Regions from separate parts of the Mus musculus genome. Here region 1 is linked to region 2. Evidence: chromatin loops called from intact Hi-C (ENCODE). Cell type or tissue: heart. All regions are shown on one strand. Each heading gives the region's core, and the rest is flanking DNA. Links, peaks and the distances in the headings are about the cores only.

Region 1 (5,671 bases), core at 159-5,158, 150 kb before region 2:
GCTTAATTATAAAATTGACTTCAGAATTTCTCATTTTATAAGAACTGAACTCTCCTAATAGCTTAGTCACAGTGTCTTCCCCACTGAAGCACCACTCCGCAGATACACGGTTTTAAAGACTTGCTCCTATTGTATCTGATGATTTTCTTGTAGCAGCAATCAGCAAGAACTGAATCCAGAATCAGACCCCCAAATGTCTTGAAAACAGACACAAAACTCCTGGTTTCTATAGACGTATACAATGTGTAGAAAACAAAAGGCAAAGAAACATTTTACAAAGAACAGTGATTACCCTCTTGTCTTCATGGAAGTCATAAAGAGAACAGGGATTACCAACAGTTACAACAGATATACCATATACAGATATACCATATACAGATAGATATACCATATACAGACATACCATATACAGATATACCATATACAGATATACCATATACAGGTGGATGTTGGTACCAGGGTAGCCAAGACACTGAGAACTAGAATAAATGGTGGGGTTATTTGTCTGCAAATCCATCGACCCGAGATTCTGTTGCAGGCTGCCATGATTCATGCTGAAGGCATGCTCTAGGAAATGGCTAAGGTCCCTTGACTCCACAGAGCTTCCAGTAAAGTGCCGCCTGTCCTAGTCACCTTCCCCACCCCCACCCCCACCCCCCGTCTAATCAGCTGTGGACATTGATTGCAGATTCAAAGCTGAAGATGGCACAACAGTAAGACAATGTCCCCACAGTGGACTTACAAAGGCAGAATTTTAAAAAGAATACAATAGATCAACATAAAAATGTGCCAAATTCAGTGGTTCCAAGTGTAGTTAATGAAAAGAGAGAACCAGGCAACACTCGAGTATCTTTAGCCACCATTTTATACTCTTTTTTAAATTAGTCCCAAAGCAGCCTCTTTAAAAGAGAGCCATTATTCCCTTTTCATAGCTGAGGAAACTATGACTTAGAATGGAGAGATCCAGTATCATATGGCTTAGTGTATAGGAAACACTAAGAATCAAACCCACAACTGCCAAACACCACCGATCTCCAGTAATGCTTCCTAGGGGATGCTACAAATAGCACACACTCACACTGGAAGGACATGGTGACTGCTCTGCCTCCTCTCGTATTTTTCTCAAATGTGGCTATCTTCCTATCTTCCAGGGGGCAGGGTTTGGCATATTTTAATGAATAAATAAATACAAAGTTTGCACTTTCTATTTTTTTTGTCTCTATAAATTGTCTCTTCTAATTAATGAATAGCTGCACTTGTCCTTTGGTATTGGTAATTTCATAAAGCCTCCCAGGGTGTTACCCAGTTGAATTGGGCGTAAGGAAACAATATTAGCTCCAGGCATGGAAATGAATGGATTTAGAGGCACTAAATCAGGAAAGCAAATGGGTTCTCACAGCTCCATGCTGTAGAATTAGTTTCAAATATTCAACAGACACATCAAGTATGAGCTTTATAAGCCCAGAGCTGAACACTGCCTTTTGCTCATTTTAAAATCCACGCTGTGAATTTTAAACTCCTGATAGCATTTCTAATAATGGCATCTTCTAGAAGCTGAAGTTGTGAGAGACCAGGGAGGGTCAGACCACAACCTCTTTGTGTGATATTTATATAGCATATAGACCTACGAACGATTTTTAAATTAAGAAATTTCAAATTATTTTCCCCCTCTGGATCCTCTGTGCTATGGCCTGTGTCCACATCTCCTAACCCAATTTACATACTAGAATTTACCAGGACTTCATAGATACCTGTCTCAGCTATTTCTTTAGTACTTTCAGGTGACTCCCCTCTTCAACTTCTATCAAGAATGGACTTTTCTTATTTCAATTGCAAATGACAAATCAGCTTTATCTTCCAGAAAGTGGGGACTGCTAGGATAAATGTACTATTTTTAAAATAAGGTATAAAATATTTTTTGTACCCTTGACAGCCATTACAGCAAGCTACCTGCTGGCTGCATGCAGCGCGTTAGTAAACACAAAGTGGAGTGTGTCCGGCTCCTTGTTTCCTGGAACTGTTCTCTGCCATCAGGGGCACGTAGGAAACTGGTCGATCCCTCATCTCCAGAGAGATCAGCAAAGGGGATCACTTTCCCCAAGACTGAAAGCATAGGCATGTCTTTCAGATGCTCACCAAGGTGAAAGAGAAAACAGTGCTTTGATAGCCTGAAGGAATTGTTCCCCTTTCTTTTCCTTCTGATACCTGAGCTATCGCCAGTTGGTATCTGAGATGCTTTTTGCGAGGAGGCCTGCCTTAGCCACAAGGGGCTGGGGGGGAGGGGGGGGTTACCCTCTTAAAAGAGAATGCAGAGCCACTAGGTCTCTTCTCTGCAGCTGCCAACCAGGAAACAGCGGGAAAAGTCCAGGCTTACCCTCCCCAGAGAACGCTGGATGTACAATAGTTTTCTCCCTTTCTAAGCTGCACTATCGCTGGAAGCTTATCCGCTTCTAACTCCGTCACGTCTGTAGCTTGGTAACTCGGTTTCCTAAACAAAATTAAAGGAAGTGTCAATGTGAAATTGAAAGTGAAACTGGCAGCAAAGGGCAAATCTCCCGGGCCCTTAATGGATTGGAAAACCAAATGGCAATTTCCAACTAGGTCCCTTGCCTCAGGCTGCCTTAAAGCAAGGCAATCACATTGGAGCCTACTCTTTCGATAATTTTATCAATACATTAGGCCCCGCAAAGTTTGTGTGCAAACCTCTTGTGCTTAGTTAGAACAAGTGGTCATGTGTGGGATGTTCAAAATGCTTCCGATCCTAAATAGATCACCCATCATGATCTTCCCGGTGCTTCAAACTCCAGCCATTTCTCCAAAAACAAAGATGAAGATCACTATTAAAGATGGACCACGGCAGGCCCCTTCTAAGTAACCGCCTCGGATAAACGTGGAGAGCAAACTTTTTGCTCCCTTTGACGTGTGTAGAATTTCCTGTGAATTTAGGTGAAATTAAAACAATAAGAAATATAGTCAAAAAAAATAAAATAAAAATAAAAAGCCAAGCCCAAAGGGCTTCTTGATATGTGTATAATCAGTGACATAAGTGTTAGATATTCTGTCTCCTTACATCCAAGAAGACAGGCTAGACCGGGCTATCCCTATGTCAGAGACACCTTGTTAGAATATGGGCAGGGTCATAAAGTAAACTAAGAATCTCTGAGAACTGCACTCCCCCGCCCCTTACTTTATGCAAACTTGAAGAACAACAGTGATAGAAGCAAAGCTCAATTGCTGACACTTTCATTTCAGAACGAACTCATGATGTTAGAAAATAATAGAGTATTAGTATGGTGTAACTGTCTACCGGTCTATCTTTTTCCTGCAGAAAGCAGGCAGCCCTGGAAACGCCAGGCAGCCAACCGGGCATCATGGGAGTGTTTCTGCTTCGCAGCCATATTCCCTGTGCACTTAAGAAAGCTAATCCATTCTCCAAATCGGCCATGCTGCCTCCTGCTTTGCCTTCATTCTCACAGATATGAGAGCCCAAGGAAGATGATCTGAGAAACTCAGGTTTCAGCAAGCTATGCATATTGAGAGTGAATTCCCCCGCTCCCGCCCTCTCTTTTGGAAAATACTCTGGACTTAAATTGCAACCCTTGGAGCCAATGAGTCTGGCTCTAGCTGCTTCATCATTCATAACCTTGTTATGCAAATAAAACAAGTATAAATTAAAATTCTAATTGAACTCTAATCCTGAAAAGTAGTCCTTCCGAAGCATTCTTAAATGACACCAAATTCCTGAGCATCCCTGAGTTGTGCTTGCTGTCAGATTTTTAAAGGATTTGGCCAAAACTAAATAGCTGAATAAACATTCTGCTCGCTCGGTGCTCTGACTTCCATGCATTTCCTGCTACACATTCTTCTTCATTAAAACTTTGCCAAATGGGTTGGGTCCTTCGATGATAAAAGCAGAATCAAAGGAAAAACAAGTGGCTATGACACTGACACGGGCACTGTTACACCCTTTGGAAACTTTATTTTATCTCTGGAGACTTGAGCAGTATCACCTGGCTATTTCAGAGAATAAACTGTCACCTCCTCACATAAAATCATGCTATTCAACTCTCTTAATTCACACAAAACCTCTATGAAAGGTAAATATTTATAACAGCAGCACATTTCTACTCCTGTACAATCTTATTCTCTTGCAAAACACCAGGAATCTGTAAGGTGTACACCAGCTCCTCTCTGAAGAAAACTTCCGCTACTGGCTTCCAGCAGACAAATGGCTACCCTGAGTTTCCCTCAGGCAAAGAGCTTGTTATTATAAAAAGTTCTGTGAGAGACTTTGATTGCATTGACTACTCAGACATTTTTGTAAAAACAAATAGAAAGTGGAGATGGGGAAGATAGAAAATTAGTAGGTACAATTTGAGTGACATGGAAATGTTTCTGTGGCCACAATCATCTCTCCTGTTGGCCTTTCCACGGTTACTTGATGAGCTCCTCTGCCTGTCAGAAACTCCCTAGCAGAAAAGTCTAGGGAGAAGGCCATAAAATTCAGCATTAAATCCCACTTCTACCGGGCTTTGGACAATTTCATTTTGTACAGGAAACATCTGTGGCCTCAAATCTAAGATGGTCTGTTCTATTTCCTGGCCATGTATTTGGGGGGATTCAGAGACGTAACTACTGTAAAATACTTTGAAAGATATTACAGATATCAACAACTATAATCTAAGTATTCTGCTAAGAATACTACGTGACTCTTTTACAGTCCTGCCCTGTGGATGTCGTGGATTATAACGTGCTAATTCATGGAGTCTATTTTGAGGAGTTCTTCAAGTTGAACAACTCTACTGCCTTCTGCTTCCATATTGAGATACAAGATGCCATACAGCCCCCCAAGGAGTGTGCTATTTGCTTGAACCATTGTTCTTATTTCTATTGTCCTTCCATGCATCGTTTATAAAGCTTCTTGGAACATGACTAAGATTTCAGAAGCCAGGATATCTAACTGCAACACTAATCTAATCCTAGTACAAAGAAACCTGCAACCTGCACTGAATTGCTACTGAATTCACAACAGCTGAGAAGTGGAACCAGCTTAGTTGTCCATCACAGAGGAATGAATTAAGAATATGTTATGCATACACATTGTGGAATTTTATTTAGCCATAAAGGAAAATTAAATCATGGCATTTGTAGGAAAGGGTGAATCTGGAAATATATCACATGGACAAGTACTGCATATTTTCTTGAAGAGGCAATTCCTGGTTTCTTTTGGAGTCTCAGTTGTGTGATGTGATTTTTTTTCTTAAAAACTGTCTTATGAGAGGATGTTTTTGCTGAAGCAGACATGTGGGAGGATATTTTACTGAGAACAGACATGTGGGTTTTTTTTGTTTTTTTTTTTTTCTGGAAGCCACCTAGAAAAAAGTACATATGATGTTTTGCTAGAACGGATCCTTGAGAGAACACATGACGTTTGGAAAGGATATAAATAGAACCCAACACACAGTTGACAATACTGTGTGGTATTGGTTCCCCTTGCCATTCTTTGCTGGTCATTATTTGTCATGACTTCATACAGAGAAGTGCACCAAAGGTGGTGTTCCCAGAGGCTGCTTGCTGCTTCCTCTGACTCTGGCCAGTCAGGAGAGTCTCCCCATTTCTGCTGGACTGAGCTGCCATTGCTGATTCATGAATGGTGTGTTGGAATGGATTG
Region 2 (5,671 bases), core at 454-5,453:
TGTCTGTGTGGTATCTATACAAGGATTTCCCAGAATCTGAAAACTTTATTTTAACTTCATAATTATATTTAAAAAAAAAAAAAAAGACCAGGCATGCTTATAATGCAAATCTTTTGCCAAGACAAGTAGTGAAACAGAAAGAAATGCCAGATGTGGGTTGCTATAGCAAAGAGCCACTGCTATCCCATAGCCCCACGAGGTGAAATGAGATCCACACTAAAGAAAAAAAAGCTATAACAGCGAAAGAAAAGAAGGGGTTAATATTCAAATCTTATAAGGCAATCAAATGACTCAGTAGCAAACCACAAATAACTAATTTTAAAAAGTCTTAAGGAGGCATTTCTCAGAAGAAAGCACACGAGTGTAATAGGTAAATAAAAAGATGCTCTGTGACTCATCAATGGGAAATGTGAGTCAAACCCATAGTGAAATAAACACTTCCTCACACCTCTGGCTTCTGTCAGAGATAAGATGGAATCTGAATGCATAAGGATGCAAAGGAAAGACCACTCATGTTGTATGCTGTTGATGAAAATATAAATTAGTGTTGCCATTATGGAGAATGGTATGAAAATGCTTCAGCAAACAAACAAACAAACACACCCAGTCATATGATACAGTAATACCACTTTAGGCTGTACACACCGAGTAATTGAAATCAATATATAAAAGAGACACTTAAAGTCCTGTGTTCAGTGTCTTATATACATTAGCCAAGCTACTTAGTTAATTGTACACCAGTGGGTGAATGGATAAAGGAAATGTAATATTTATACATATATGCATATGAATACTACTTAGCCTTAAAATAGGGAGACCTGTCATTTGAAAATGCAAGCAAGAATGTGAAAGACATTTGGTAAATGGAATACGACAAGCATAGAGAGACACATACTGTGTGATCTCACTTACACATGAAATCCAAAAGGAGCTGAACTCACAGAAGCAGAAATAACAATGATGATTGCCAGAGGCTAGAGGTGCTGAAGAGGGAGGAATGGAGAACTAGCCCCAGACAGGCTACATGAATAGATATTGAGATTTATTGCACCGGGGATGACTAGTCAACAATAATCAACTGTATGACTGTAATTAACTGATAGCATATTCCAAATGTCTCACCATAAAAAAAATAATAGGTAAGTAAGCCCATGATAGCTTAATGTAAATGTGATTTTATTCCCCTAATATAATTGATGTCTTGGAAGCTTACTGCTGAATAAGCTCACCCTTTCTGGTTCTTTCTGGCTGGCTGGTTCAACTCAGCTATTCTGGCCCAAATTCCTCTCCAGGAGGACTGATTCAAATCCGGCTGATCTCAGTTTCTCACTGAATTGTTCTGCTTGGCCTCAAATTAACTCTAGCAATCTGTTCTAATCTTCTGGGTCCTTCTTACTCTCTGTCTTCAACTGCCTCTGCTGACCTGCACTGAACTGCAGGAACTAACAAATGAGTCCATTGCACTGATTCCCAACTGTCTCCAAACTAACCAAACTGAACAGAACTAAACTGCATGAACTCAGCTGAACTCATCTTCATGCAACTGAACTGCACCGAATGGAACAGAACTGACTTAGTCTCTCCCTGCACTGTTCTTAAATAGCTATCTCCTGAGAGATGGGCATTATCTTATTTCTGACTCCTTTTGTCAAATATTTCTCTGATTTGTCACTTTGTCTGCTCTTCATTGTTTGGGATTAGAGGTGTGTACTAAAGGACTCCAGACTAAAGGTCTGTGATATGACCATATTCTACCCAGATCATACAAACCCAGAAGGTATGGTCCCTTGCCACAGAAGCCATGTTGCTAGATTAAAAATTCCTCTACAGCTCAACATCTCATATTGCTTACATGCACTAAAATATAATATTATGTGTGCAATTGTGATCTGTCAGTCAAAAATAAATATTAATAGCCTGTAAATGGGGAAAAGTCTTACCCTTTCTCAGTTTTGCTTAGGAACAATGTTGGAAGTTTATAAGTCATGAGACAGCTAACAATAGCAACCTCACTTCTATGAGGTCTCAATTATTCACTAGTATTAGAAAGTAGTGCATATGTATGTGTGTGTGTATAACATTAATAACATAATAAGGATTGATATATAGTTCATATGGCTTGTCTAATTTTATAAGCATTAAATTAAAACTTTATAAATAAACTAAGGAAAATGGAAAATAATATTTACAATTTTGTCAGTAGCTCTAAAATTCTGTCAGGATCGGCCCAATAATTCATTTTATTTCCCAAATATGTCTGAAGAAGCTAATATCTGACAGCAATTTATATTATATGCTAGTGATCAGCAACCATTTGCCTATTTATTGATTTAATATGTAATCTATTCTATATAACTTTACACAAAATTCAAGGTGGTCATTCCAACTAAAAGAATAAATAACGATAATGTACAGGAAGTCTAGGTGCCTTAGCTCTCTGCTACAGTGAAACCATGGTTAGGGTGGATGGCATAACAGAAATATATTGCTCACAGTTCTGGACCTGGGAATCTCAGAATCAAGGTCCTGGTAGAATTGGTTGCTGCTAAGGCCCTACAGAGACCTCTCTGTGTATCTTCACATAGTGAAGACATAATTTCTCTTGTGCCTATCCTTTCTTTTAATAATAACACTCATTCAGTCTTAAAACTGCTCCCTCCCGTGACCTATCTCTTCACATCATTACATACCATTCTCTCCATAGCATCTGCCCATCAGATTTATTAAACAATAAATTTTTATTAAACAATAAAATTGTTGTTTAAAAAATGAAAAAGGCTACTTGATAAAAATTGTCAACTTGTTATCAGGAAAGATTTAAAAATATGTTTTAAAAAACCCACCTTCCCTTCCATGCCCTCAAATATGGAAATACAGAATCAACATCTACATCAAAGTTTACAGCAGATCTAATATTTCCCATGTTACTGTAAGAAATATCATATGCCTTCAATTTCTGTAAATCAAATTTCAGTATTTTCTTTGGGTGTTCGTAAATGCCAGTATTCTGAGATCCCCAGTTTTTTGCTGAAATCTGGGGTCATCAGAACCCCATGCATTGTGGGGCATCTCTTATCTGTCCAGTATATTCAGGAATTTGAGAGGACTTCTCACTAGTTGATCACTCTGTTGTCCTTAAGATACACTTGGGGTAGGAGGACTCTGGGCCAGGCTGGCTTCCAGGCCTGCAGCCTGTGGCTCTGGCAGCCATTGACTGTTTGCAATGAGAATGCTCTGCCCTGGGGATACAGCCAGGCAGTGAGTTCCAGGGCCAGCTCACCCATGACTCACCAATCCCCTCTCCCCTGCTCCAGTTGGCTTTCAGTCTCACATCTCTGTAGGCTTCTACTTGAGCAAAGCCATCAGGATCATTGCGGGTCTTGGGACATTTAATCAGCACAAGCAAACTCATGCACATCAAACATGTGTATGTCCTTTATCTTCCCCATTAGCCCTGAAATGAGAGCTGATCTTCAACTTACAGAGAAAGGAATGGAAGTTCAGAAAGGTCAGGCAGCTTGTCTAAAATCATGCTGCTGGCTTCTGTACCACAGTGGACATCTCTGTCATTCTCAGTCTTGGTCTATACTGTATAACTCCCCTCTTGTTTAAAAGGCAGAAACAGTAAGACACTAACATTCAAGTGACTTGTTCAAAAGCACATAATCCGATATTCTTCTGGCCCAATGTCAATAATAAACAAACAAACAGAGTTCAAGCTTATGAACATATAAAATTTTAAGTGACACGTCGCAAGTAGTGGCTAGAATATAAATTTAGACATGTCTGTAAAAGGTGCATACTCTTCAAAAAGTATATACCTTCAATAAGAACGAGAATACGGTATTATGTTTTAAAACTTATTAGCAAATACCTGTGCAAAACCTGTTTTGGGGGATCTTCCGGATAAGAAAAAGCCTCATCCCTGTCTCTGCAGAAGTCATCAGCCATAGCGGCCACATGGGTGCCCAGAGAAAGACAGTGACTAAAGGCTGTGATAGGAGCTGCAGACAGTGCCTAGGGCAGTTTGAATATGGACCACACAGTCAGTGCTGGGTTCTTAACCACACAGAGAAGAGCGTGAGTATTCGCTGGGAAACACTGGGGTGATCCGACCTCCCCTTCCTCTCAGGGATGCTCACGCTGGACTCTCAGTTGTTACAGAAAGTAACCCATATGGTACTGTAAGAGTTACTGACTTGCCTAAAGCCACATAAAAAAAAGATGAGTTATTTTTTCATTTCTTTCTCTGCCAGGATCAAGTGTCAGCGTTGTTATATTCAGAAACATGCTACTTTTAAAATGCTAGGGAAGAGTTGGCCCAACCTGGTGAAGGCATAAAACAATTGTCAGAAGCAGGAAGTCTCCTAGACTCCAGCCCCAAGCTACAGAGGAGTAAATTTGAGACATTCAACAGATTTCTAATGCTCTGAAATGCCCAAACTAGCCTTTGTGTTTACTACTAAGGAGACAATGAATGTTTCCACAGAGCCCAGAGGAGATTCCAGGCAAGTTTTTGAAGACTCAGATTAGCTTTTTTTTTTTCGATTTTCACATAAAAATTTTTCAAAACCACTGCAACATTTTCTCTCCCCACCACAGGCTTCCTTGAACTTCTTTCGGGTTGGCCCAACAGGATCCCGGCTTTACACACCGTGACAAACAGTCTCTCAGCCCATGTGTCCCTAACTGTTCGGCTGGCTGTTCCCTGAATTCCTTTTCCTCAGAGAAAACCCGGCAAGACACTCCAGTTGTTCATTCGGATTTAGGTTTTGACTCATTCCTACCCCACCAGGGGCCAGGATCTCTATTTTCTCTGTCTTTGACTTTTCAAGAGACCTGGAGACTGAAATCCAATACTTTTGTCTGCATCTGCTGCTAAAAGCCTTTTTTTCTCCTGGCCATGCCACAGCTCCCTCGAGGCTCATTAAGCACATTTACATTTGGCTCTTAAAATCCTAAATAGCCCATTTCACGCCTAGCAATGGTGTATTGATGAAAGAAGCACAGGCAACGGCCTGTAAGGGGAGCAGGAGGAATCCTTGGATCCCAGATACCTCCACAAAGGATTCGCTCTTGCTGGGTAGGACATCAACAGAAGCGTGCAAGCAAAGTGTTACCAGCCAGGCACAGGCACAGACACACGAGCACTTCTGGTGTGCTGCAGCAAGGACACCTGATAGAACAGAGAAAATGGAAAGAACAAGGCCCTGAGATATAGGGAAAATTCCTCAGATTTGTAGCATGGGGGCAGGATTACAGAAAGGAAATAGACAAAACAGGGCAGGGTATAAGGAAGAATCTGTACTGGGTTTTAGGGTAAATCTTTTCCTTGGAGTTGTAAGGATAATTAAAATGAGGAAATAAAGGAGATCCCTGCAGATGCATGTGTTGTGTTGCATCTAAATGCAAATAGTTAAGCCATACCTGTTTTTTTTTTTAAATTTTTTTAATTAGGTATTTTCCTCCTTTACATTTTCAATGCTATCCCAAAGGTCCCCCATATCCACCGCCCCCCAGTCCCCTACCCACCCACTCCCCCTTTTTGGCCCTGGCGTTCCCCTGTACTGGGGCATCTAAAGTTGGCAAGTCCAATGGGCCTCTCTTTCCAGTGATGGCCGACTAGGCCATCTTTTGATGCATATGCAGCTAGAGACAAGAGCTCCGGGGT

Evidence for each region. Peaks named below come from ENCODE experiments on the same cell type or tissue, not always from the same donor. Only the 100,000 strongest peaks of a DNase experiment are listed, where the experiment ranks them.
Region 1: it touches region 2 in a loop (2.2-fold over the local background); 2 of 42 quality-filtered maps call a loop at or near these places.

The regions. Positions count from the first base shown.
Region 1 is chr2:48,330,589-48,336,259 of GRCm38, forward strand. The region is part of intron 1 of Gm13481 (predicted gene 13481); the gene reads right to left. Among named protein-coding and RNA genes, the nearest start is that of Gm25338, 51 kb to the right of the region's middle. In heart, for the core only: a CTCF peak has its summit at 2,290; a DNase peak (open chromatin) is centred at 2,463; H3K4me3 peaks cover 534 bases; H3K27ac peaks cover 704 bases.
Region 2 is chr2:48,476,590-48,482,260 of GRCm38, forward strand. No RefSeq gene overlaps it. Among named protein-coding and RNA genes, the nearest start is that of Gm13481, 22 kb to the left of the region's middle. In heart, for the core only: no CTCF peak of the experiment used is centred there; a DNase peak (open chromatin) is centred at 3,272.